Regions from separate parts of the Homo sapiens genome. Here regions 1, 2 and 3 are each linked to region 4. Evidence: chromatin contacts called from ENCODE Hi-C or POLR2A ChIA-PET data. All regions are on one chromosome and are shown on one strand. Each heading gives the region's core, a stretch centred on a gene start or an enhancer-like site at or near the end of the contact. The rest is flanking DNA. Distances are from core to core; before and after follow the strand shown.

The links. Hi-C counts contacts between places; a loop is a spot of excess contacts on that map. ChIA-PET counts read pairs that join two places held with the same protein, here RNA polymerase II (POLR2A). Pooled maps may share reads with other maps.
Region 1: a loop to region 4 is called in a map of CD4-positive, alpha-beta T cell, with 9 times the contacts of the local background. The contact joins the promoter of WDR5-DT here to the promoter of TSC1 in region 4. A Hi-C loop is called at or near these places in 1 of 168 maps with a recorded cell type or tissue (CD4-positive, alpha-beta T cell), 1 of 37 single-sample maps with no recorded cell type and 8 of 50 pooled maps.
Region 2: a loop to region 4 is called in a pooled map, with 5 times the contacts of the local background. The contact joins the enhancer-like site here to the promoter of TSC1 in region 4. A Hi-C loop is called at or near these places in 3 of 50 pooled maps. POLR2A ChIA-PET finds 5 or more read pairs at or near these places in 2 of 52 experiments (T-cell and activated T-cell).
Region 3: a map of ascending aorta shows a loop between it and region 4 (4-fold over the local background). The contact joins the promoter of BRD3OS here to the promoter of TSC1 in region 4. A Hi-C loop is called at or near these places in 1 of 168 maps with a recorded cell type or tissue (ascending aorta), 1 of 37 single-sample maps with no recorded cell type and 14 of 50 pooled maps.

What each region holds. Positions count from the first base shown.
Region 1 is chr9:134,132,564-134,138,061 of GRCh38, reverse strand. It overlaps WDR5-DT (WDR5 divergent transcript), which reads left to right and starts at 2,080. Exons shown (of 2, transcript NR_186420.1): 1 at 2,080-2,876. It overlaps WDR5 (WD repeat domain 5), which reads right to left and starts at 1,980. Exons shown (of 14, transcript NM_017588.3): 1 at 1,862-1,980. RefSeq lists enhancers at 999-1,923, 2,830-2,939, 5,180-5,498 and silencers at 1,850-2,029, 2,470-2,639.
Region 2 is chr9:131,626,956-131,632,922 of GRCh38, reverse strand. RAPGEF1 (Rap guanine nucleotide exchange factor 1) reads left to right here. Exons shown (of 27, transcript NM_001377935.1): 6 at 2,599-2,687; 7 at 3,669-3,821; 8 at 4,251-4,374; 9 at 4,827-5,010. Among named protein-coding and RNA genes, the nearest start is that of PRRT1B, 84 kb to the right of the region's middle. RefSeq lists enhancers at 3,391-4,140, 4,620-4,669. Within about 2 kb of position 2,407, at least 12 of the 41 ENCODE cell types and tissues checked have a DNase peak (open chromatin) inside an H3K27ac peak, as active enhancers do.
Region 3 is chr9:134,020,966-134,027,006 of GRCh38, reverse strand. It overlaps BRD3OS (BRD3 opposite strand), which reads right to left and starts at 1,526. Exons shown (of 3, transcript NM_001355256.2): 1 at 1,471-1,526; 2 at 917-1,162; 3 at 1-799. The coding sequence starts at 259. The coding sequence ends at 5. RefSeq lists silencers at 1,233-1,652, 1,963-2,092.
Region 4 is chr9:132,940,491-132,945,865 of GRCh38, reverse strand. TSC1 (TSC complex subunit 1) reads left to right here and starts at 1,250. Exons shown (of 23, transcript NM_000368.5): 1 at 1,250-1,323. It overlaps MIR548AW (microRNA 548aw), which reads right to left and starts at 159; the gene lies at 95-159. It also overlaps a transcript of GFI1B not described here. RefSeq lists enhancers at 533-672, 1,033-1,332, 645-1,378 and silencers at 853-932, 1,463-1,522, 1,583-1,642.

The sequences.
Region 1 (5,498 bases), core at 831-3,330, 1.2 Mb before region 4:
TTGACTTTTAAGAATATGATGGCTGGGCACAGTGGCTGACGCCTGTAATCTCAGCACTTTGGGAGGCTGAGGTGGGCAGATCACGAGGTCAGGAAGTTCAAGACCAGCCTGACCAGCATGGAGAAACCCCCTCCCTACTAAAAATACAGAAATTAGCCGGGTGTGGTGGTCGGTCCCTGTAATCCCAGCTACTCGGGAGGCTGAGGCAGGAGAATCACTTGAAACCAGAAGGCAGAACCAAGATTGCGCCACTGCACTCCAGCCTGGGCCAAACAGTGAAACTCCGTCGGGGGGTGGCGGGGAATGCAATTTCTTGACCCAACACACCCACCAAGTTTCTACGTCGGTGGGGTCTAGGCTTGGCGTGTTTTTTTTTTGTTTTTGTTTTTTTTTTGAGACACAGTCCAAAGAGTCCAGGTGCACGATCTGGGCTCACTACAACCTCCACCTTCCGGGTTCAAGTAATTCTTGCGCCTCAGCCTCCAGTTTAGCCGGGATTACAGGCGCGTACCACTACGCCCGGCCAATCTTTTGTATTTTTAGTAGAGACGGAGTTTCGCCATGTTGCCCAGGCTAGTCTCGAACTCCTGACCTCAGGCAATCCGCCCGCCTCAGCCTCCCAAAGTGCTAGGATTACAGGCGTGAGCCACCGCGCCGGGCCAAGGCTTGGCATTTTCATGAACACTCAGGTGTCTCTGTGGAACAATCCTTTTGAGAGAACAGGAAGGTTGGAGACTTGATCTTGAGGAAAGCGGGGGCCAAGGTTACGGGAACGGTGATGAATTGGCGGCCCCTAGACCAGATGCTGCCTGGCTCCTCCTAGCAGCCACTGCTTTTCATCCAGGTAAGCCTGACCACCTGAAGCCGAGCAACCAAACCTCAGTGTGCCCTCCTGGACTGCATGCCACAGGCCGATTCCTGAGTCCCTCAGTCCCTGAGGTGGAGCCCAGGAATCTGCCTGTGACATGCAGTCAGAAAAGCATACTGTGTGCAAAGACAGGAATTAATCTGCATCTTAAACACCAGCCGGGTGGCCGGCCCAACAGAGGTGGGGACCTGGCTCTCCCTATCTGAGATCCTGGACAGGCTCCCCGCCTGGGTCCTTCGCTTTCCTGTCTTCCCCACCGGCTAGGACAGCACCTGCCCAGGTCACAGATTAAACTAGCATTTGAGGAGATGGGTAAACGGACCGGGGTGAGTGGAAACTTGCAAGCGAGACAGCAGGGAGTGTCGTTAGCGATGTAACAGGCCGACCTCTGTTTGGTCCGGGAACGTAACCGCTCAAAATGGCTCTCGCAGACCGGCCAGGACAGGTCTGCGGCCCCGCGCGAGGAGGCACGGTGGGCCTACCGTTCAGGACCGAGGACCCGCACCCCAGGACCCCACCTAGCGAGCTGCAGCCTGGCTGCCTCGGGTTGGGGTGAGCGGCGGGAGCGGGCTGGGGGCGTTTCTACGAGGAGGGGAAGCGCACCTCGTCCAGGGACTGAGTGGCTTGGTGGGTCTGGGGTCCTTCCCTGAAGGGGCAGTGGAGGGAGAGGGGCGATGTGAGGCCGGGCACGCTGCCTGCGGGAAAGAGGACCCAGTGCCGGCGCTCTGGCCTTGTCAGCGGTCCGCCGGGGAGGCGGAGGTGGGGGCGCGAGTGGGGGCGGACCGGGTGGAGGGAACTGCGCGCGCGGCCGTCCACCGAGGGGCCGGGGCGGGGGTCCCGGGCGGGGCCGCTGCAGCGGGAGCAGCGCCCGGGGCTGGGCCTGGCCCGAGGCCCGGCGGGGAACACGTGCGGCGGCCGGGTGCGGTTTGGAAGCTTCTGGCGCCGCCCCGCTGCCCGCCTTGTGTTCCCCGGGCCGGGCGGCTGCCCGCTTACCTGCCGGGCCGCGGCGGCGGGGCCGGGCGCTCGGGGCGTCGCGTCGGCCGCCGCCTGGGCGGGAGCGCGGACTCAGCTCGACAAGGCGGCAGCTCGGGCGGGCGCCAGGCGGCGGGGGCGCAGTGCGCGTGCGCGAGGGGAGGGGGCGGTGTCCGGGGGGCGGGGCGAGCTCACAAAGCCGGCCTCTCGGAGGAGCGCTACGGGCAGCGACAGCGGCCAGAATGCCTCGGGCCGGCCCAACGCTTTAAAGGGACAGCACGGGGCGCGCGCTTCCCGCTTAAAAGCTTTAATCCCCGAATTTGACTGGTGCAGGCCCTTCTAATGCACTTCCTAAAAACTGAAGTATAATAATACATACAGGAAAGTGCTAGTGTGCCCTCGCGTTTCCACAGACAGCACGCCCTGTACACAGACACCAGCGGCCCTCCGGGACCTGCGCAGGTGGCGTCGCCCGGCGTTGTCTCCGGAGTCGATTCGGGCCGGGGCACCTCCCCGGGCGACCAGGCCCCTTCTTGATCATCGCTGGTACGGATGAGAGCGGCAGTGGGCATTTGGAAAGCACCTGGGGCCGCGCCCGGGCGCAGTGCCCCCATGTGGCCTCCCACCCCGGGCGGGCAGGACGATTCCTGCCCATCTGGAAGACCAGGAACCTGCGCGTTCACAGGGTTCGGAAGCCCGGGCTGCGCCTTCCCGCGGGGCCGGCTGCCGGGCTGGGGGCTCTTCCCGCCTCTGCATGCACAGAGCCCGCGGTGCACGAACCTGCTCCCCGCCAGCCCCGCGGACTGGCAGGGCCGCTCTGGAGTCACCCGCGCCCGCTCCGCAGTGCGCAAACTCACTTCGCAGCGGGCTCTCCCGGGGCCAGCCCTTCCCTCCTGGGCGGGCATTTTCACCTCCAGGTACAAGGGGGTGGTCCCCAGAGGAGGACTCAGGGGCTTAAGGAGAAGCTGAGGCCCGGTCCTCTGGCCTCAACGACTGCACATTCTCGCCGCCTGCTTCACTTCTTAGAGCCTTGGAGGTAGGCATGGCCTCCCTATCCCCTCAGCTAGGCCTGTGGGTAGAATAACATACAGTCCCTTATTCTCCAATTAAAAATGGGAACACAGAATATGACACAGGAACCCATGCAAACAAAGGGATAGAGCATTTGAAATAAAAATGCCAAGGAGGGTGAGGTGAGCGGTTGTCAGAGAGGTGGAACCGGAAGACTGGCAGTTGGTCTGGAGTCCCCTTCCCAGGAAGGACACAGAGAAGGCAAGGTCCCTGTCTGGTCCTTCAGGGCTCCATATGGATTTGTGTGCCCAAGAGGCCGGATCCCTTGGGCCAGGTGCCCTGGAGCATGGAGTGGTGACAGTCACAGGTTAGCAAACCCAGTTCGGATGAAGAAGCGCATCTTTATCTCCGTCCACCTGGCCGCCTGGGCCGGAATCCCGAGCCCGTGACACGCTGCTCTCCTTCCACCCCACCTCAGCTCTCAGATCGTCCACTTCTCTCCCTCCCCACCCCAGCCCTACCTCCCACCTGGGTCTTTTCTAAACCTCCAAACAGAGAAACTCCTAAAAATCCAGCTCTGATCTGTCACTCCCCAGTTTAAAACTCAGAACCAGCTTCCCACTGCCCTCAATTCCCTAATTCCCACTGCTCAATTCGGCTAAAGTGCTTACCAGACCCCGCCTCCTCTTCCAACCTAGCACCGGCTCCCAAACTGCAGTCCTGGTTCCAGCCCCAAAACAAAAATATTTCCAGCCCTTCAGCCCTCCAGGCAAAGCAAGATAAGGGGCGAGACCCCAGAACCCTCAGAACTCAAACCAAGTTCCCAGCTTCCACTTCCAGGTGAATTGGTCTCACCACCTCACCCCACCCCCAGGAGATAGAACCTTCTAGTAAAAATGAGAAAATCCGGCCGGGCGCGGCGGCTCACGCCTGTAATCCCAGCACTTTGGGAGGCTGAGGCGAGTGGATCACCTGAGGTCGGGATCACCTGAGGCTGAGGCTGAGGCAAGGAGAATCGCTGGAACCCAGGAAAGAGGTTGCAGTGAGCCGAGATCGCACCATTGCACTCCAGCCTGGGCAACAAGAGCAAAACTCCGTCTCAAAAAAATAAAAAAGATGTTCAGAGAAACAGTTCCATTTACTAAGTCACTGCTGGTGGCCAAAGCCTAGTTAATGTTCTGAAAATCTCCATCGTGTTTGTTCCTCTTCTGTGATTCTTATTTTCTCTTCTATTTTCACCTGCCATATTTTTTCCTGAGGCTGACAACTGTTTGGTAGGATATAAGAGGATTTAAAACTTAGTAAAGCAAATTACTTGCCTTTGTTAAATTCTCTTCCTTGCTGGCGTTATATGGTTTCAGAATTTTAGCTATGACTGCAGGCAGGGGTGGATTGCAAAAATTGCTGAATGGGGTTAGAGGATTTTCTCTTTTTTTTTTTTTTTTTTTTTTTTGAGACGGAGTTTGCTCTTGTTGCCCAGGCTGGAGTGCAATGGGGTGATCACCACAACCTTGGCCTCCCGAGTTCAAGCAAGTCTCCTGCCTCAGCCTCCCGAGTAGCTGGGATTACAGGCATGCGCCACCACGCCCAGCTAATTTTGTATTTTCAGTAGAGATGGGGTTTCACCATGTTGGTCAGGCTGGTCTCAAACTCCTAACCTCAGGTGATCCACCCGCCTTGGCCTCCAAAGTGCTGGGATTACAGGCGTGAGCCATCACGCCCAGCCTTCTCTAAACAATTTTTATAAATACAACATTTTGGCCAGGCACAGTGGCTCACGCCTGTAATCCCAGCACTTTGAGAAGCCAAGGTGGGCAGATCACAAGAACAAGAGATCAAAACCATCCTGGTCAACATAGCGAAACCCCATCTCTACTGAAAATACCAATTAGCCAGGCATGGTGATGGGTGCCTGTAGTCCCAGCTACTCGGGAGGCTGAGGCAGGAGAATCACTTGAACCCAGGAGGTGGAGGTTGCAGTGAGCTGAGATTGCACCACTGCACTCCAGCCTGGCAACAGAGCGAGACTCTGTCTCATAAATAAATAAATAAACAAACAAACAAACATTTCTAGAAGGTTTCTCCCCACCTGCACTCAAGGATCTCTGATCAGCCCAACAGTCCAGGCCTGCTGGCCACCCTCCCCGCTGGCCCAGGTCCCTCCACCAGTCTCTCCTCCCCAGGGCACCCCCAACCAGCCAGTGTCCACTTGGGCCTCCCTAAACGTGGCAAGTCTTCCGGCCCCCAGCTCCTCCACAGTGAAAACATCTTCCATTGTAATTCCTGGGTCAGTGTCCCCTGGGTCTGGCTGAGTTGAGTCTGACCCTCATCACAGCACTCTGGGCACTTGGCCCAGGAGGTTGGGGGTGACATGTAGCACTGAGGAGCACTTGTGCACCCAACACTGTATTCAGTTTGTCACATTTAGTACCTCCTTGCACCCTCCCAACAAGCCTGTGACGTGATGCCTTTATTATCTCCTTTTTACAATGAGGAAACCAAGGCTCAGAGAGGTTGAGAAGCTGCCCAAGGACCCACAGCTAGTGGGCATAACCAGGGAAGTGAGCCCTGACTCTAGGCAGGACAGCGCTTCCAGGGGTGGCCTCTTCAGAGACGGCACCTCTGGGATCAGGAGCAGGCAGCACGG
Region 2 (5,967 bases), core at 1,158-3,657, 1.3 Mb after region 4:
ATGCATTTAATTTTGGAGGGCGGGGTTGCTTGTTTAATTATTATTTCAGAAGTAATATATGTTCATTTCAGAAAATTTAGAAAATAGAAAAAGAACAAGATAAAAGGGTGTTTCATAGCCATATTTTTTGTATTACATATATTCTTGATTTGGCTTTGTTTACAAAACGTGCAATATAAACCAGCATATCACCTAGAACTGTTTTTCCACTCAGTGTATTACAGCATCTTTCCACGATACAGTGCATATTCTTGTTGTGACTTTGTCTTTAATAACAACGTAATGGTCAGCCCATTGTCTGGTTCTATCATGACTTATGTAATTGATACATATTATCAAATATTTAATTGTGGGATGTTGAACTATTCAAAATTACCACATTAATGATACGTAATCTTATGTATATTCTGTGATAACCATCTTTTGTGGTTTAATTTTTGCACACATTCATGACATTTTTCTTGGACAGGATTCTTTTTTTAAGAGACAGAGTCTTGGCCGGGCGCGGTGGCTCACGCCTGTAATCCCAGCACTTTGGGAGGCCGAGGCGGGCGGATCACGAGGTCAGGAGATCGAGACCACGGTGAAACCCCGTCTCTACTAAAAATACAAAAAAAAAAAAAAAAATTAGCCGGGTGCAGTGGCAGGTGCCTGTAGTCCCAGCTACTCGGGAGGCTGAGGCAGAAGAATGGCATGAACCCAGGAGGCGGAGCTTGCAGTGAGCTGAGATCGCACCACTGCACTCCAGCCTGGGCGACAGAGCGAGACTCTGTCTCAAAAAAAAAAAAAGAGAGAGTCTCAATCTCTCACCTCTCTCACCTGGGCTGGAGTGTGATTACAGTTCAGTGCTCCTCGAACCCCTGGGCTCAAGCCGTCCTTCTGCCTCAGCCTTCCAGAGTGCTAGGATTATAGGCATGAGCCACTGCACCTGGTGCAAAATTCTCATAATGCAAATATTTAAGGCTTTTGATATATACTGATAAGTCATCCCTCTGGAGAGGCTGTCTGAAGTGGTGCTCCCACCTACCATGTCTGGAAGTTTCTATTTTATTACCATCCAAGGTGGTGAATGTCTTATGATTATTGACCATTGGTATCTGTAAATTTCTTGTTTGATATTTTTTTCGGCGTGTTCACCTTCTAGTTTTTTTGTTTTCGAAAGAACCCTTGCGCTGGAAAGGATGGTAACTGACTCTTTGCCTTATTTGCAGCATACGCTGCCTTTTTTGTGTGTGGTGCTTTTTTGAGTCTGGAGAGGCTTGGCAGCCGCTGGTTCAGGGTCTCTGGTTACTGTGTTGCCCACTGGCATCCGCTGCCACCTCCTCTGTAACTTGGAAACAGCTTTCTGCTGAAAGCCTGGAAGCCCCTCATCACACACATGCAGGCCCTGGCCAGGCCAGATGTCCAGCAACAGGAAGGTGGAGGGAGAAGCTGTGGTGCATCCACGAGTGGGAACACTGCTGGCAGCGAGCAGCAGGCGCCTCGCCCACACGAAGCACAGCTGTTGACGCTGAGCTCGGGGGACGGAGCAGGCAAAGATGTGCGGACAGGAAATGGATTGGCAGCTGCCAGGGGCTGGGGGTCGAGGGGAATGCGGAGCTTCCTTATGGGGTGATGAGAAGTCCTAAAATTGATTGTGTTGATGGTCACACAACTCTGTGAACAGACTAAAAACCACTGAATCGTACACTTTAAATGGGTGAATTTAATGGCATATGAGTTATATATCCATAAAGCTGTTTTTAAAAAGAAGGTTGACACAAAAGTGTATGTATGATATGGTTCCATTTATATCAAGTTCTAGGACAGGCAAAAGTAATCTATGATAATAGAAGTTAAACAGTTGGGGCGGGGCAGATTGGCTGGAGACGGTGATAGAAATGTTCTTTGTGTTTTTAGTGGCGCTTACTTGGGTATATGCAGTTGTCAAAACTCATCAAACTGGGAAAAAATGCATTCTAATTTAAAAAAAAAAACACATGGGCACTTATGTCTTCCCTTTTTTTTCTTTTGCTACGATTTGAAAAAGGCTATTTTTCTTTTCTGTTTTTCTCAGTTAATGGTTCTAAAGTGATTTCTTTGCTGGGTTATCTCCCCTTAACTCCCTCTCCATTGACAAGGATCCCAGCCAGCCCTCACCCCACCCCCACCAGCTAGCAGCTCCACCACACCTGTGGCCAGCTCGCCTTGGGAAACCACCCATGCCATCATCGTGCATATGATCTAATGGCTTTAGAGAACTAGGAACAGAGTTATTCCCCAACAAACTGACTGGGAACCTGTTCTGATGAGTATTTTAATTTGTGTGATAAACAATCATTTTGAGAGGCTGGGGTTTGCCATTTCCCCTTCCAAGAGGAAGTGCCTTTACGCATTTGAAACTTGACATGCCATGAAGGTATTTTTGGAGGGCAGGGGACATTTGGGAAGTCATGCAGATTACCTAAGGCAAGTGATACTTGCGTTTATGGTGCGTGGGGAATCTGTAGGCACAGAAATGAGACTCAGCAGCAGAGGACAGACAGCACCTGCCTGCCTTCTGGTGGAAACTCAGTGGTGACGGGAGCTTTGCTCATTGCCTTTTTCTTGTGGGGGTAGGAGCTGGTCAGGCTCACCATCGAGAAGCAGGGACGTCCGTCTCCGACGAGCCCCGTGAAGCCCAGTTCCCCTGCCAGCAAGCCTGATGGGTAGGTGCTGACTAACCCTCGTGTCGCGGGTGTCACGCTCAGTGGCAAAGTCTGCACTTGACAAGGATAGGGCCCGGTGGGGTGGGCAGCATGAGGGTGGGCTGCTGGAGGCCCATATTCCTTTTTCAGTGGTTAGCAGTGTGTGTATATTTCACACAGGCTTGAAGTATTGCCCTGTCTCAAGTTTACCCTTCAGCATGACTGTTTCCAAGGATCTTCTGTGAGCGCATCCAGTGACACATACCAGTGCTTTTCCTGGGCAGCTTCGTTTCATAATGACAAAGAACTTTTAAAGGCTTGGGTTTGGGTGCTTTGACTTGAGAGCACTCTTGTTTGATCAAGAGTAAACTGAGGATGACATGGATGGTTGTAAAGGTTTATATTCATCTCTACTCCAAGCTCCTGGTAAAAATATAAAACATAAATTTGGAGCTTTTTTTTTTGTTTTTGAGACAGAGTCTCTGTGGCTCAGGCTGGAGTGCAGTGGTGCGATCTGGGCTCATTGCAGCCTCCTCCTCTCAGATTAGAGCAATTCTCTTGCCTCAGCCTTTCAAGTAGTTGGGACTACAGGTGCACGCCACCATGCCCAGCTAATTTTTGTATTTTTAGTAGAGACAGGGTTTCACCATCTTGGCCAAGCTGGTCTCAAACTCCTAACCTCAAGTGATCTGCCCGCCTTGACCTCCCAAAGTGCTGGGATTATAGGTGTGAGCCACTGCGCCCGGCCTGGAGCATTTTAGAGAACCCTTAGATCATTTTCAGATGAGGAAATTGAGGTGCAAAGTTGGGGGCACAGCCAAGCTCCAGTAGCTCATTAGCAACCAAACCAGAACCCCAGGGTTCTATATCCAGGGAGCCTGCTCTTCAGCCCCACCTCACCCACTGTGTTCTTCCTGGTCACGTCCTCACCCTCTCAGGGCCTGTGTGTGCTCTGTCCCGCCTTTGACCTTCTGTAACCCCAAGTTCTTCCCAATTCTCCAGCCCAGCAGAGCTCCCCCTGACAGACCGCGAGGTAGAGATCCTAAACAAGACGACTGGGATGTCACAGTCAACTGAGCTCCTCCCAGATGCCACGGATGAAGAGGTCGCGCCCCCCAAGCCTCCTCTGCCTGGCATTCGGGTGGTTGATAATAGGTAATTACCTTCCTATTTGTCCAGTGCCTCCCATGGCAGAATGAGAAAGAAAGGGAGGAAGACAGGGCTCGGGCCCTTTCCCCTCAGCGCTGAGGGCTTGGCCCCCCTTGGGAGGCTGACTCTGGAGCTGTCCCCACCCCGCCGGCCCTCGCTGGCCACCCTGAGCTCTCCTGAAGGCCTCCTTGTGCCCTCAGCCCAGGGAGACATGGTATGATTTATTATGAAAGAAAAAGAAAGGGTTGTTCTTTTTTGTTCATTTGGTATTTACAGGTTTTATTTTGGCGGAGGGGAGTAGGCAGGAGTTGAAGTGTGAACATTGGGTGTGGAGAGTCTAGTAATGAAAGAACCCCACATCCTGTACCCCAATATCACGCTGAAGAGCTTTGGTGAGTGTGGTTTGGTCTGCCTGGACGTTTCGGTCTGTTTCAGTCCTCCACCAGCATTGCCACCCAAGAAAAGACAGTCGGCGCCGTCCCCTACCCGAGTGGCTGTGGTGGCCCCCATGAGCCGAGCCACCAGTGGCTCCAGTTTGCCTGTTGGAATCAATAGGCAGGTAATGCAGCCCCTGTTCCCTGCATGGGAAGGCAGGGAGGGGGTGGGGGGCTCAGGGATGTGGCTCCTGAAGCTGAAAGAAACCCATGGTCTTCAGGCGCTGGTGTTTGTCACATCGAGGAGTGCGAGACCTTGTACCCATCCCTCTCTCTCCAGGACACGGTCCAAGTTCCCATATGGGGATAAGGGTCAGGGCAGGGAGGGCAGAGCCAAAGGGCGTCTCCTGGGGATAGGTGAGTCCAGCCCCAGGGCCCTCCCTGGCCACACCCCCCACAAACTCCAGATGGCTGCTTCTCAGCTGTATGTGTCCTTCGACTACTGACGTCAGAGGTGGTTTCTGAGTTCGCCTGGCAGTATTTCCTTCTCTAAGTAAATGCACCGGTTGCCTCACCCCTGGTCTGTGCCACCGTTTCTCAGAAGTGATTTGGCTTTGTTTTTCTTTTTCCACTTGAGGATTTTGATGTTGACTGTTACGCACAGAGGCGACTGTCAGGAGGCAGCCACTCATATGGTGGAGAGTCGCCCCGCCTCTCCCCCTGCAGCAGCATAGGCAAGCTCAGCAAGTCAGACGAGCAGCTGTCCTCTCTGGACAGGGACAGTGGGCAGTGCTCCCGGAACACAAGCTGTGAAACACTAGGTGAGCCGCCACCATCCTCCTGTTCCATCGTGTCTCGGTGGCTTCTCTGGGGCCATTACAGTCCTGGGTGGGAGTCCCAGGTCATGCAATCATTGACTACGTGGCTTTGGCTGACTTGTTTAAAATCTGAGCCTCAGCTTCCTCATCTGCAAAATATGGATAACAGTATCTGCCTCCCAAGGAAGTTGAGCATGTAAATGAAATCACAATGTAAAACCACAGCCTAGATATTCAAGCGGTGACTGTTAGTTCATCTGTCAGTGAGTAATTTGACTCTCTTTACCAAAATTAAGAGCCATTTGTGTTGAGAGCTTTAAACAAAGGGGTGGGGGTCCTGACAACACTTGACAGAGGCTGAAGGGGAGGGAGCCGCGCGAGCCGGCCTTCTCGTTAGTCAGTGCTGAATGTGTACTGTGCGGGCCCCTCCGAGTCTGCTGGGCAGGGGGCTTAGAGAGCAGGAAGCTGTTCGTATCCTGTGAACTAGATATTTTCACTTCTGAGAATGTATCCTAGGAGCATAATCAGTGATTAATAGCAAGATTTTCATTGGTAGGAAATCAGATGAATTATGGTACATTCATTTGCTGGAATAATCTGTAGCTATTAAAAATCACTCATATTGATAACTAGAAAAAGTACAGGACCATTTACATAGTATTCTCAATTGTTTCTTTTTTTTTTTTTTTTTTTTTTTTTTTTGAGACAGAGCCTCACTCTGTCACCCAGGCTGGAGTGTAGTGACATGATCTGGGCTCACTGCAACCTCCGCCTCCCGGGTTCAAGTGATTCTCCTGCCTCAGCCTCCCAAGCAGCTGGGATTACAGGTGTGTGCCACCACGCCCGGCTAATTTTTTTGTCTTTTTAGTAGAGACGGGATTTCACCATGTTGACCAGGCTGGTCTTGAACTCTAGGTGATCTGCCCACCTCAGCCTCCCAAAGTGGGCCAGCGTGCCCAG
Region 3 (6,041 bases), core at 277-2,776, 1.1 Mb before region 4:
GGAATTACATAATTGTGCAAAACTTGGACTGCCCTGTGTCCCTAGAGACCTCGAGCTTGTTTTTGTCTCGGACCAAGATGGCCTCATTTCCATACTGTGAGTACCACATGCTTCGGCTCCTGCTCAGGTACGTCCCAGGTGGCACCGACTCCAACTTCTGCTGTTGCTGCTGCCAGATGAGCAAGGAGGTGTCCCTGTACCGGAGGCGGGCGTAGCCTTCAGACAAGGCCTTCTCTGCCAGGGGGACACGGCCACTCATCCCCTCCCCCGTCCCGCTGGACTCCTGGGAACCCTGCTGTTCTGAGACGGCCCACGCGCACTAAATTAACGGACAGCTTTCCCAGCTTTGGGGCTTAAGGATCCCTCGTTTAACTGAATGGTAGAAATTAGGAATTCCGCCCATTTGCAGGCAACGTCCTCAGGAGGGTTGTGTGGTGAGGAAATGAGGCGGCCTCACCATTCTGAAGACACCTGAGACCCATTCAGGGGACCGCACACAGGTCAGAGCGGCGCCCGGCCACAGCTCTTCCGGGTGCAGCTGTGTGGAATTGACAGGGACGAGGCGTCACACCCTGGGGGGTGATTCTGCCACCATGGCCTGGACCACTGAGCTTGAAGAGATGGATCCAGTGCCCTGAGGAAGGGACATGGTGGCCCCAGACGCAAGCTGGAAGGAGCTCCGGTGGCACGCCCCGCACGCATCTGTCCGGGCCAGCTTTCAGGGCAACGGCTGTTCTGACCCACCCTGGGGATCCAGCCCCAGCGTTTGTTCAGGTCTCGTCTCTCCCCAAAGGTGCTGCTGCAAAGGAACGAACGTGCTGTCAGGAGAGGGGAAGTCAAGCGCCCCGGCAGCGGCGGCAGTCTGCAGCGCAGCATCAAGTCTCTGGGGGTCAGCGGCCTAGATCGAGCTACTTACGTCCCGTGGGGCAGCCTGGGAGCTGGGTGGAGAGTGAGACGGGCGCCCAGTGCCAGCTTTTTCAGTCACTGGGAGGTGCTGGGGAGGCTGCTTGTTGGGGCTTCAGGGTCTCCATCTGTGAAACAGGAGCCAGCGGCGCTTGAAAGGGCGCGGGTTCCCGGAGACGCCGCCAGGCGTCAGCCCCGGGACCGGAAGGGGCCCCCAGGGCCGCCTTGCTGCTCCGAGCATCCAGCTCCCGTGAGGCCCCTGGACCCAAACAAAAACGATGTCAGGAGAAAACAAACAGGGAAGCATCGCAACCCACTCCCGAACGCCTTCCCAGCTGCGCAGCGTCAGGGACCTCCCCTCCTGGGATGCCTGCGCTAGGTCAGCCTCAGCTTCCCGGGCCCCCATCGCGCGTCCCCGCCACCTGCGCGCACCCTGGGGTCCCCGTCGCGTGGCCCGCGGCCCCCATCCCCGCGCCCCAGACCCCGCGCGCTCTGGGTCGCCCCATCCTCCAGCCCCCTATCGTCTGCCCGCATCCCCGGGTCCCCCACGTCGCCCGCCCCAGTCACCGCTCGTCGCGGGCCTCGGAGATGCGGGCAGCGGCGCGACGCACTGCGGGGCTCCCAGGGCGGGGCCGGCGGCCGCTGGGCCGTGTCTCCATGGCAGCGCCGCAGGCCTGGCGAGCCGAGCGCAGAGGCTGGGCAGGCGTGTGCGACGAGCCCAAGCCATCGATCGCTCCGCGAGGAGGGGCTGGGCCCGCCCCGAATAGGAACTGGAAGAGGAGGAGGAGGGGCTGGAGGAGGAGGGGCTGGAGGAGGAGGGGCTGGAGGAGGAGGAGGGAGGAGGAGGAGGAGCTGGGAGAGGAGGGGCTGGGAGAGGAGAAAGGGCTGGATGAGGAGGAGGGGCTGGAGGAGGAGGAGGGGCTGGGAGAGGAGGAGCTGAACGAGAAGGAGGAGCAGAAGGAGGAGTGGAGGAGAAGGAGGAGCAGGAGGAGGAGCTGGGGGAGGAGGAGGAGCTGAGAGAGGAGGAGGAGATGGAGGAGGAGGGGCTGGATGGTGAGGGGCTGGGAAAGGAGGAGGGGCTGGGAGCGGAGGTGGGAGGAGGGGCTGGCAGAGGAGAAGGGGCTGAGGAGGTACTGGAAAAGAAAGAGGAGCAGGAGCTGGAGGAAGACGTGGAGGAGGAGCTGGAGGAGGATGAAGAGAAGGAGTGGGACGCCCACAACCCTGTTAGTAAGACACTGCCGGACTGTATGGTCTTATCATCTTGGTTTTCGTATTTCTGCTTGTGTGGTTACTTTTGCCACTGCTGTTACTGCTTTTATTAGTATTCTTACTCTCAGTAATTGATACAATTATTTTTAATTAATTAAATGTCCGGGCTTACTATCTCAAAAATAGGTCTTGAATTTCTCCATCTCATCCAACCAAGCCAGGCCTCTATACTGCTCATTTGGACTCCTCAACAGCCCCATGAAAGCAAGGTCTATTTCCTTTTCTCACTCCACCTCCAATCATACTCCAATAGCACTCTTTTAGTATCTACCCTTTTCCCCTAATTTTATGGTTTTCTCCAATGCCAATTAAGAAAACTAGCATAATGGAACCTGGTGTGGTGGCTCACCTCTGAGTCCCACCTACTTGGGAGGCTGAGGCAGGAGGATCCCTTGAGCCAGGAGTTCGAGGCTGCAGTGAGCCATAATCATGCCACTGCACTTCAGCTGGGACGAAACAGCAAAACCCCATCTCTAAAAAAAAAGAAAATAAGCATAACAGACATCCAAGGAAGATGCTTAGTGTGAGCACTAAGCCCACAGCTGTGGAACGCACATTCTTTTTTTTTTTTTTTTTGAAAGGGAATCTCACTCTGTCACCCAGGGTGGAGTGTGGTGGCACGATCTCAGCTCACTGCAACCTCCGCCCCCCAGGTTCAAGCGATTCTCCTGCCTCAGCCTCCTGAGTAGCTGGGACTACAGGCGCCGGCAACCACGCCCAGCTAATTTTTGTATTTTTAGTAGAGACAGGGTTTCACCATATTGGCCAGGCTGGTCTCGAACTCCTGACCTTGTGATCCGCCTGCCTCGCACTTTCTTCACAAGTACCTACACAGGACGTTTAGCAAAACTGATCACATGCTGGACCATAAATCAGTTTCAACAAATTTGAAAACGTTTAAATCTTACATGATCTCCCAGTCTTCCGACCTGGGAAAAGACAGCAACCGAAGTTATACTGCTTTCAAGAGACACAAGAACAGGCCTGTATTCAAAGACCCATTTAACACTTTTACCTCTATCTGGCTGGGTGCGGTTTTCACGCCTGTAATCCCAGCACTTTGGGAGGCCTAGGCGGTCACATCACTTGAGGTCAGGAGTTCGAGACCAGCCTAGCCAACATGATGAAACCCTGTCTCTACCAAAAATATAAAAAATTAGCCCAGTGTGGTGGCAGGCGCCTGTAATCCCAGCTACTCAGGAGGCTGAGGCAGGAGAATCTCTTGAACCCAGGAGGCGGAGGTTGCAGTGAGCTGAGATTGCACCATTGCACTCCAGCTTGGGTGACAGAGTGAGACCCCATCTCAAAAAAAAAAAAAAAAAATTGCCTCTAAGCTAATATAATTTGTTCTATGCCTTGAACTAAATAATTTGAATATTTAGTTACCTGTAAGCTTCCTTTTCCTGTCGTTGTCAAAACCAAATAGGACTTATATTTCTGTTCGAAACATTTACTTATGTTTTGTTTTCCAGAGTCAAAAAGCTGTTTTTCCTTTTAAGCTATTTTATAGCTACAACAATTAAGTAAAAAATGAAGATTACCTCTCTTTTTCTACCTGATATCTCCAGAATCTGAAAATGATTTAAAATCCCATTGGCTCCAATCTGATTTGATATCAAACACCCTCCCTCTAGGCCCAGGGACAATTGCAGAAGAGGTAAACGCATGAGATTGTAAGGGCTGGTTTCGAGGGATAAAATTTGTTCAGACCCTCTGAATCAAAGATGGTTCACAAATACCTAAATAGCTGATAGCTCAATACATAAAACTTAGAGATAAGTCAATTTTGTAACCTCACGTTTTGGATTTTGGTTTTTGCCTCTTATGTTGCACAAAAGGTTGTTTTTTGTTGTTGTTGTTGTTTGTTTTATTTTGATTTTTTTGAGATGGAATCTCGCTCTGTCGCCCAGACCGGAGTACAATGGTGCAATCTCAGCTCACTGCAACCTCCGCCTCCCAGGTTCAAGTGATTCTCCTGCCTCAGCCTCCCGAGTAGCTAGGGTTACAGGCATGTGCCACCATGCCTGGCTCATTTTGTATTTTTAGTGGAGACAGGGTTTCACTATGTTGATCAGGCTGGTCTCAAACTCCTGACCTCGTGATCCACCCGCCTCAGACTCCCAAAGTGCTAGGATTACAGGCATAAGCCACCGCACCTGGCTGCACAAAAGGTTTTTAAGGGTGAATGAGTGCCTGCCCATCTCCTTTCCTATCTGTCCTAAAACATTTAATTAGCTGTCTTTCAGTCTTTTGGCTCTAAGTCTCTTGGCCATAGGGATCCCACCAAGGGACAAGATGGACCCAGTGCAGGTAGCACACAGCCCCAGCAACGATATAGGACAAAATAAAAGTTTGGTCATCAATGCCATCTCTGGCAAATCTTGGCCAAAAGAAGGGAATATAAACTAAAAATAAAATCCTAAACTCCTCACTGACTGAACGGATCCCCTCTTGGCCAAGGGGACCTCAGAAAAAACTTAAAACTGAGTTCCCAGCCACGATGGGATAGGAGAGCCCACTCATGTCGTTATAACTCCTCCCTTTGGTGACTTAGAGACAAGGCACTAGCATTTGCGTTAAAATATGTAAGACTGAAAACATAGAAGACTGAAAAACAGACTCTTTATGGCGATAACATACCAAATTATAAATAAGACCTGTGGCTGGGCATGGTGACTCACATCTGTAATCCCAGCACTTTGAGAGTCCAAGGCGGGCAGATCACTTGAGGCTGAGAGTTCGAGACCAGCCTGGCCAACATGGTGAACCCCCATCTCTACAAAAAATACAAAAATTAGCTGGACATAGTGGCGCATGCCTGTAATCCCAGCTACTTGGGAGGCTGAGGCAGGAAAACCACTTGAACCCAGGAGGTGGAGGTTGCAGTGAGCCAAGATGGCACAACTGCACTCCAGTCTGGGTGACAAAGTGAGACTCTGATTCCAAAAATAAATAAATTAATTAATTAATAAGATTTAGGGCCATGCCAGGCACAAGTTAAGTCCTACACCTCTACAATTAAAGAATAAACTCTATTCTCACTGCCACGAGGTTGTTCCTTTTCTCTAGCAGCTAAGTAAGTACTGACCTCAAGATAAACAATGTTAAAACGATTTGCAGCTCATCCAGCTCCAGATGCTAACTGACCCCATTCACCCACCATAACTAGCTTTCTCTTCTTTTGAAACAGCGTCTCACTCTGTCCTCCAGGCTAGAGTGCAGTGGTGCAATCCTGGCTGAGTGCAGCTTCAACCTCCCAGCCTCAAGCAATCCTCCCACCTCAGCCTCCCAAGTAGCTGGGCCTACAGGTGTGCACCACTAGGTGTACCAGTAGGTCCACCCGGGAGGTGGAGTTTGCACCCAGCTACTTTTTGTATTTTTGGTAGAGATGGGGTTTTGCCATGTTGCCTAGGCTGATCTCAAATTCCTGGGCTTAAACAATCCTCCCATCGTGGCCTCCCAAAGTGCTGGGACTACAGGTGTGAGCCACTATGCCCAGCCAACTACAGCTTTCATTGAACAAGAGACTGATTTCAGCAACTTTCTCCAGGTAAGACCACTGACTATGGATTGGTTCCGGCTGGTTCAGAGAGGCTGCATACTTGTGTGCTTTTGTGTCCTGGAAAGACCTTTTTACTATAAGGCCTAATTTTATTTTATGTATGTATATATTTTTATTTATTTGAGACGGAGTCTCCCACTATTGCCCAGGCTGGAGTGCTGTGGTGCCATCTCGGCTCACTGCAACCTCCGCCTCCTGGGTTCAAGTGATTCTCCTGCCTCAGCCTCCCAAGTAGCTAAGACTACAGGTGTGCACCACGGTGCCCAGCTAGTTTTTTTTTTATTTTTAGTAGAGACTGGGTTTCACC
Region 4 (5,375 bases), core at 1-2,500:
CTCACCCAACACTTTTTTGCCCCTAGGCTCTTGCTCCTTTGGTTCCCTCTGCCTGGAATGGCCTTCTCTCCCGAGCCGCCTCGCCTGGTTCTATTAGGTTGATGCAAAAGTCATCGCGGTTTTAATGGTAAAAACCGTGATGACTTTTGCACCGACCTAGTATTTCACAAAACCTACATTTCCTTTAAAACCCAACCTGATGCCTACTCCTTCAAAATGCCTTTCATATCCCACAGTTCGACTTCATCTCACTCTGCCTCCTCTCACAGGGCTTTGTGTTCGTGCTGGATGGAGCCCATCATACTCAGCCTCGCAATAAAGGCCACCTATCTAGTGAGTGAGCATTTACTAGGCGCAGGACTCTGGGCTAAACGCTGTCCATACTTCATCTCCTTGATTCTTCACGTCACAGATGTCATTATGCCCATTTCACAGAGGAAGAAACTGAGGCTTGGAGGACTTAAAGCCTTGTTTCAGCAGGAAACGGAATAAGGCGTTCTGATTTTCAAGCTGTCTCCTATTAGGGCTGGTTTCCCCTAGATGTCATGAGTAGGTGTGAAGTGTGAGCTACTTGAAGGCAGAAGCCAGGGGGGTCCCCCGCAATCCCGGAGGCGGGCTTCTGAAAATGTTTAGCCCAGGAAGGAGGGCTGCCCTGGCCCGCAGCTTTCCGCCCCTTCCCAGGTGAGCTGCAACTCCAAAGCTCCCAAGCAGGCCCTTCACCCACGCGGGCCCCAGCAGCTCCTTGGGAAACAGGATCGCTGCTCTGAGGCCGCCCACAGAGAGACCCTCGGAGGGCGCCACGCAAGCGAAGGGCAGAAACGACTCGGGGGGCAGGGGCAGGGCGCTCCAACCACACCCAGGCGCCGCCAGCTTGTTTACGCCTCTCCGCCGCGTCCCCCCGCCCGCCAGTCACGTGACCGCCCGCCCCGCCCCCTCGGGCTCTCGCGTGGCTCCTCCCGCCGCGCCGGCCCTTCTTTTTGCCTCCTTCGCGGAGTCACAAGATCTCTTCGCAGCCTCCTTTCGGATCCTTCCGCCCGGCCCCGCCCCCCTCCATAAAAACCCTCCTTACTTTTTTTCTCGTCCAACCCACATCGTCAGTTATGAGTGGAAGAGCCTCTTCCTTCCGGCGGGGCTGCCGAGCGCGGCCGTCTATCCTTCCTTTCGAGAAGGAGGGGAGGTCCGGAGGGGGACTCTTTTTCGTGGCGGAGGCCGCCGTCGGCCTTGGCCCTTTCACGACGGGGGAGGTGCTGTACGTCCAAGATGGCGGCGCCCTGTAGGCTGGAGGGACTGTGAGGTAAACAGCTGAGGGGGAGGAGACGGTGGGTGAGTATGGGGGTGTCTCCCCCTCCTTTTTATGGGGGCTTCCTGGGGCAGCCCCGGCACCATGACTCCAGCCGGGGAGGCTCGGAGGGGCTGGAGCAAGAGACTCACTTGCTTGGTAGGGATCCCGGGGAAGGGGGGTTCGGAGAGCTCTCCCCTCCCTCTTATTACACGCTATCTCCGGCTGGCCCGGCCGGGACTGGCGGGTCCCTGGGGAGGAGAGGCGAGCCGGACGGAGCACTTCGCCCCTCCTTGGCCCCCGAGGGGACGGCTGCACCCTGGGCCTCGGTCCCTCGGGCAGGGGCGAGGTGGGCCCCTTCGTCAGTCCCTCACTTGGTGGGGTGACAGGTTCACGCTAGGTGCGGAGGGCAGGGTAGAGACGCTTGGCGGGAGGGGAAGGGTCGCGAGGGTGGGGCTGGTCCCAGAACTTAAAGAGAGGGGTCGGGGTATAGGGGCGTGGAGAATGAATGGAGGTCGCCTGTGGGGATCAAGGACTCGCCTGGATTCGGTGTCTCCGCTGAAATTTGCATGACTCGCTCTGGGTGTACTTGTGGGTGTTTAATTGGTGGTGAAAGACAGTTACCTTAAAGTGGGCAAAGGGGATTCCTAAGAGACAGCTATTTGCAGAGCCCCTCCTAGGCGTTCATTCATTCATTTGAGGAACTGGAGGATGAAGAGCCTGCAATCGGAGGGACCTTGTAGAATTAAAGCTCTTTCTTTGTGTTTCCTGTTAAAGAGTTTTGCTTTGTGTGTTTTGGATGTGTGGTGAGGACTTGGGAGGGGACGCGGTCCTCCTAAGAACAACAGCTAACGTTAATGGAGTGCTCTCTGTGTGCCAGGCACTGTGAAAGTGCTTGGCAGTCATTATCTCCTTTGGTCCTCACGACAAAGAGAAGAGGCAGCCACTGTTAACACCTCCAATCTTCTCAAATGAAGAAACTGAGGCCCGGAGAGAGCAGGGTACTTTGCCTAAGTTCACACCCCAATTGTATCTGAGCCAGGACTGGAACTGCTGGGATCTGACTGACTCCAAAGATATGACTCTTAAATTTATCTGTTATTTGATCAAAGCTGGCCTGTAAGTGATTAAAATTTATCATTTAGCCAAGGTTTATGCACGTGTGTCTGTTTAATGTTGAAGTGGGGGGATGCACTTGGCTTATCCGCCTTAGCTTTTGTTTGGGATGGCAGTGTTGTGCATGTGAACTTGTTAGTCTAAATTAGGCTAAAAAGTATTTGATAGTTTAATAAAACTGATGAGTTTACTGAAGAAAGAAGTCCTGCTAAAATCCTTGCTGGCTTTTTTTTTTTTTTAAATAGAAAGCATACAAATAACACTTCACGTTGCATAGAGTAAGCTATAAAAGTGCTAAAATAGAATAATACTCTTCTGAGATACTTTGATTTATAATTTTGGGATCAACTTGGAGTCATCTGAATTCAAACAGGCCGGCAAAGTGGAGCTGTAAATTTCAGGAAGCATTATAAAACCTAATCTTTGGGGAGCCTTTGATTTACCGAGCAACCACCTGTGATTCTTAAATTGAACATTCCTGAGTAAATCTGGAATATGCAAATGTGAAAACTGATTTAGGGTTGTGTAGGGAAATGCACCTTTAACAGTCATGCATCAGGCAAATGAGGCTCCTCAGAAACAGTGAAACATTCTTTGCTATTGCCCTAGGGAGCTGCAGAATCTTCCTCTAACCACCTGGTGTAAACTTAAGGGGTATTTATAGAAGATGTAAACGGAAAATATCCTCTTACTAAAGTTAATATCTTATCCAAAACACTCTTATATCACGTGCCTAGAAGGGCAGATGATGTAAACTTTCTCTGCTGCATGCATTTCCTGGTGTCATAAACACTTGGTACGTTCCTAAATTCCTGGTTAGAAAGCAGGTGGCTACCAGCCTTCTTGTTTCCATAAAATTAGAGTGCTTCAGGTCCTGTGACTCAGTTGTCCTCTTCCTCACTGGGTTAAGAGTAAAAACTGATACTGCTACTGTTGTGGTGTAATATGATGCCTTCTGTGCATGCCTGGTTTCATTCGTGAGATGAAACTTAACAGTCTTACTAGGGCAAATCTAATATATACCTCTATATGTAATGTTTGCAGAATAATGAACTTGGTGGAAACGAGATCTGAAACCCTAGTGCTCATGAGAACCTTGATGTACAGATATTTGGCACTATACTAGGTAGACCTACATATTCGGACACCTTGTATATATATTTTGGAAGAAGACTGATTCTTATGTGCACCGGAGGTTGAGGACCACTGGCTTCAAGTATCATTCTGGCTATTTTCATTTATTATTTATCACAGAGGTATTTCTTAAAATAGCTTGTAGCCTTTTATTTGTGTAGTGGTGGGTGAATTTTGGGCTCTGAATTAGAGCTGACTTGTTCTTATAGCTCTGTCTTCATTTGAAGTTTGTTTGGCTACAGGTATGTTTATTTCTGGGTTCCAGGGCCATAGTGAACTAAAATTAGCTTTTCCTGGAATTAATTGGATATTCTTGAATGCCGATGAGCCAAATATAGCAATATCTCAACCATTTCAGGCTTTTCTAGAGAGTCAGATAGCTTTTGACCTTCAGTGGGTCACTTAAGTTCTGTGAGCCTGTGTCTTCATCTGTGAAGTAAAAGTTGGAATGTAAATTAATGAGTATTTCTAGGCCTACATTTCTGTGATTTAAAGTCCTTTGGGGTGTCATTTAAATATTCTGACTAAATCGATTGAGTCAACCTGTTAATGGTTTTATAAAAACCAAGCAAATTGGTGACTTTGAGCCTACCCTGTTGGGTGAAGATCTGTTTATCATTTATCCTTTCCTTTACATCATAATACTCTTTGAAAAGGTAATTCCCTATAAGTTTCCCATATTATAAATCTCTGAAAGGTTAGTCTTTGCATTGGTTTTGTCATTTAAGTAGCTGAAGGCGTGAAAGAAAAGTGTACTTAATAGCGTTAAAATCTGTGGCTGTTTGCTTGAAATGTGTATATGTAGTATACACTCAAACACTGAGTTTGTTTTTTTTAATCTCAGATCATGAATTGGTAACTAATATAATTTGGGTAGCATGAAATACTCATTCTCCATTTAAATTCATCTGAAAGAGGTAAACTGTCAGCAGTTTGAGATTATTCTTTCTCTGGTTTACTTTTTAAGACTGTAGTTGCTAGAAATTAGTAACTTTATGTCTGTTTTCATGGGAGAGAATAAAAATGCAAATTTTATATACTGTGTATAAAATACACTGTCTCAGGACCTTGTCAGTTTCTTCTTGTCCTTTCTCTCGTTCAGTGCTAACTTTTATTATGAACATGGAATCAGCAAAAGATAACAATACTTTTTACGGTTGAATGAATTCAGATTTACATCTAATAAGTAAAATGTCTTAAAAACCATGCTTTAGTCCAAAATAAAGCATAGTAGTTACTGCCCTACAACTCACAGGTCACTCTCTTAAGTAAATATGATGGCAGTAGAGGCCCAGAAGTGTTGGAGTAACAAAGGACAGTTTTGCCCTTCTGTGGGTGATGTGATGGAAGACACAGAGGGGAGCTGTAGGAAGAACAGAGGCAGTGACCTTAATGTCTGCAATCATTAAGACTCTGCTACTTTGAGTAGTTCACAGAGCATAGTAACAAACTTGAACTGTATCCATTTTAAGTTATACAATGGTTGTATCAATGTTTCAAATACCAGTTGTTAAATGGATAGACTGCTAAGCATTATGTACCCAGCAATCCATTTTTGTGAAGTAGTAATATTGTTATAATAAAGTTTATATTTTTTGAGTACTCATGTGCCAAACACTGTGGTATTTTACATGTCTGATACCCCATTAACTTCTTACAGCCTTAAGAGGCAGGATAGGAAGAGGAAGCAGGCTTAGAGTAAGTTGCCTATAGTCACTTATTCAGTGGCTAAGCTGGGATATGAACCTTTTTGGTTGACTCCACAGCCCAAACATTTAGTCTTCCACTGTGATAAACTGCTTCATCTGCTGACCTCATAAATTAACTCACAGGTCAGGTCAGTGGT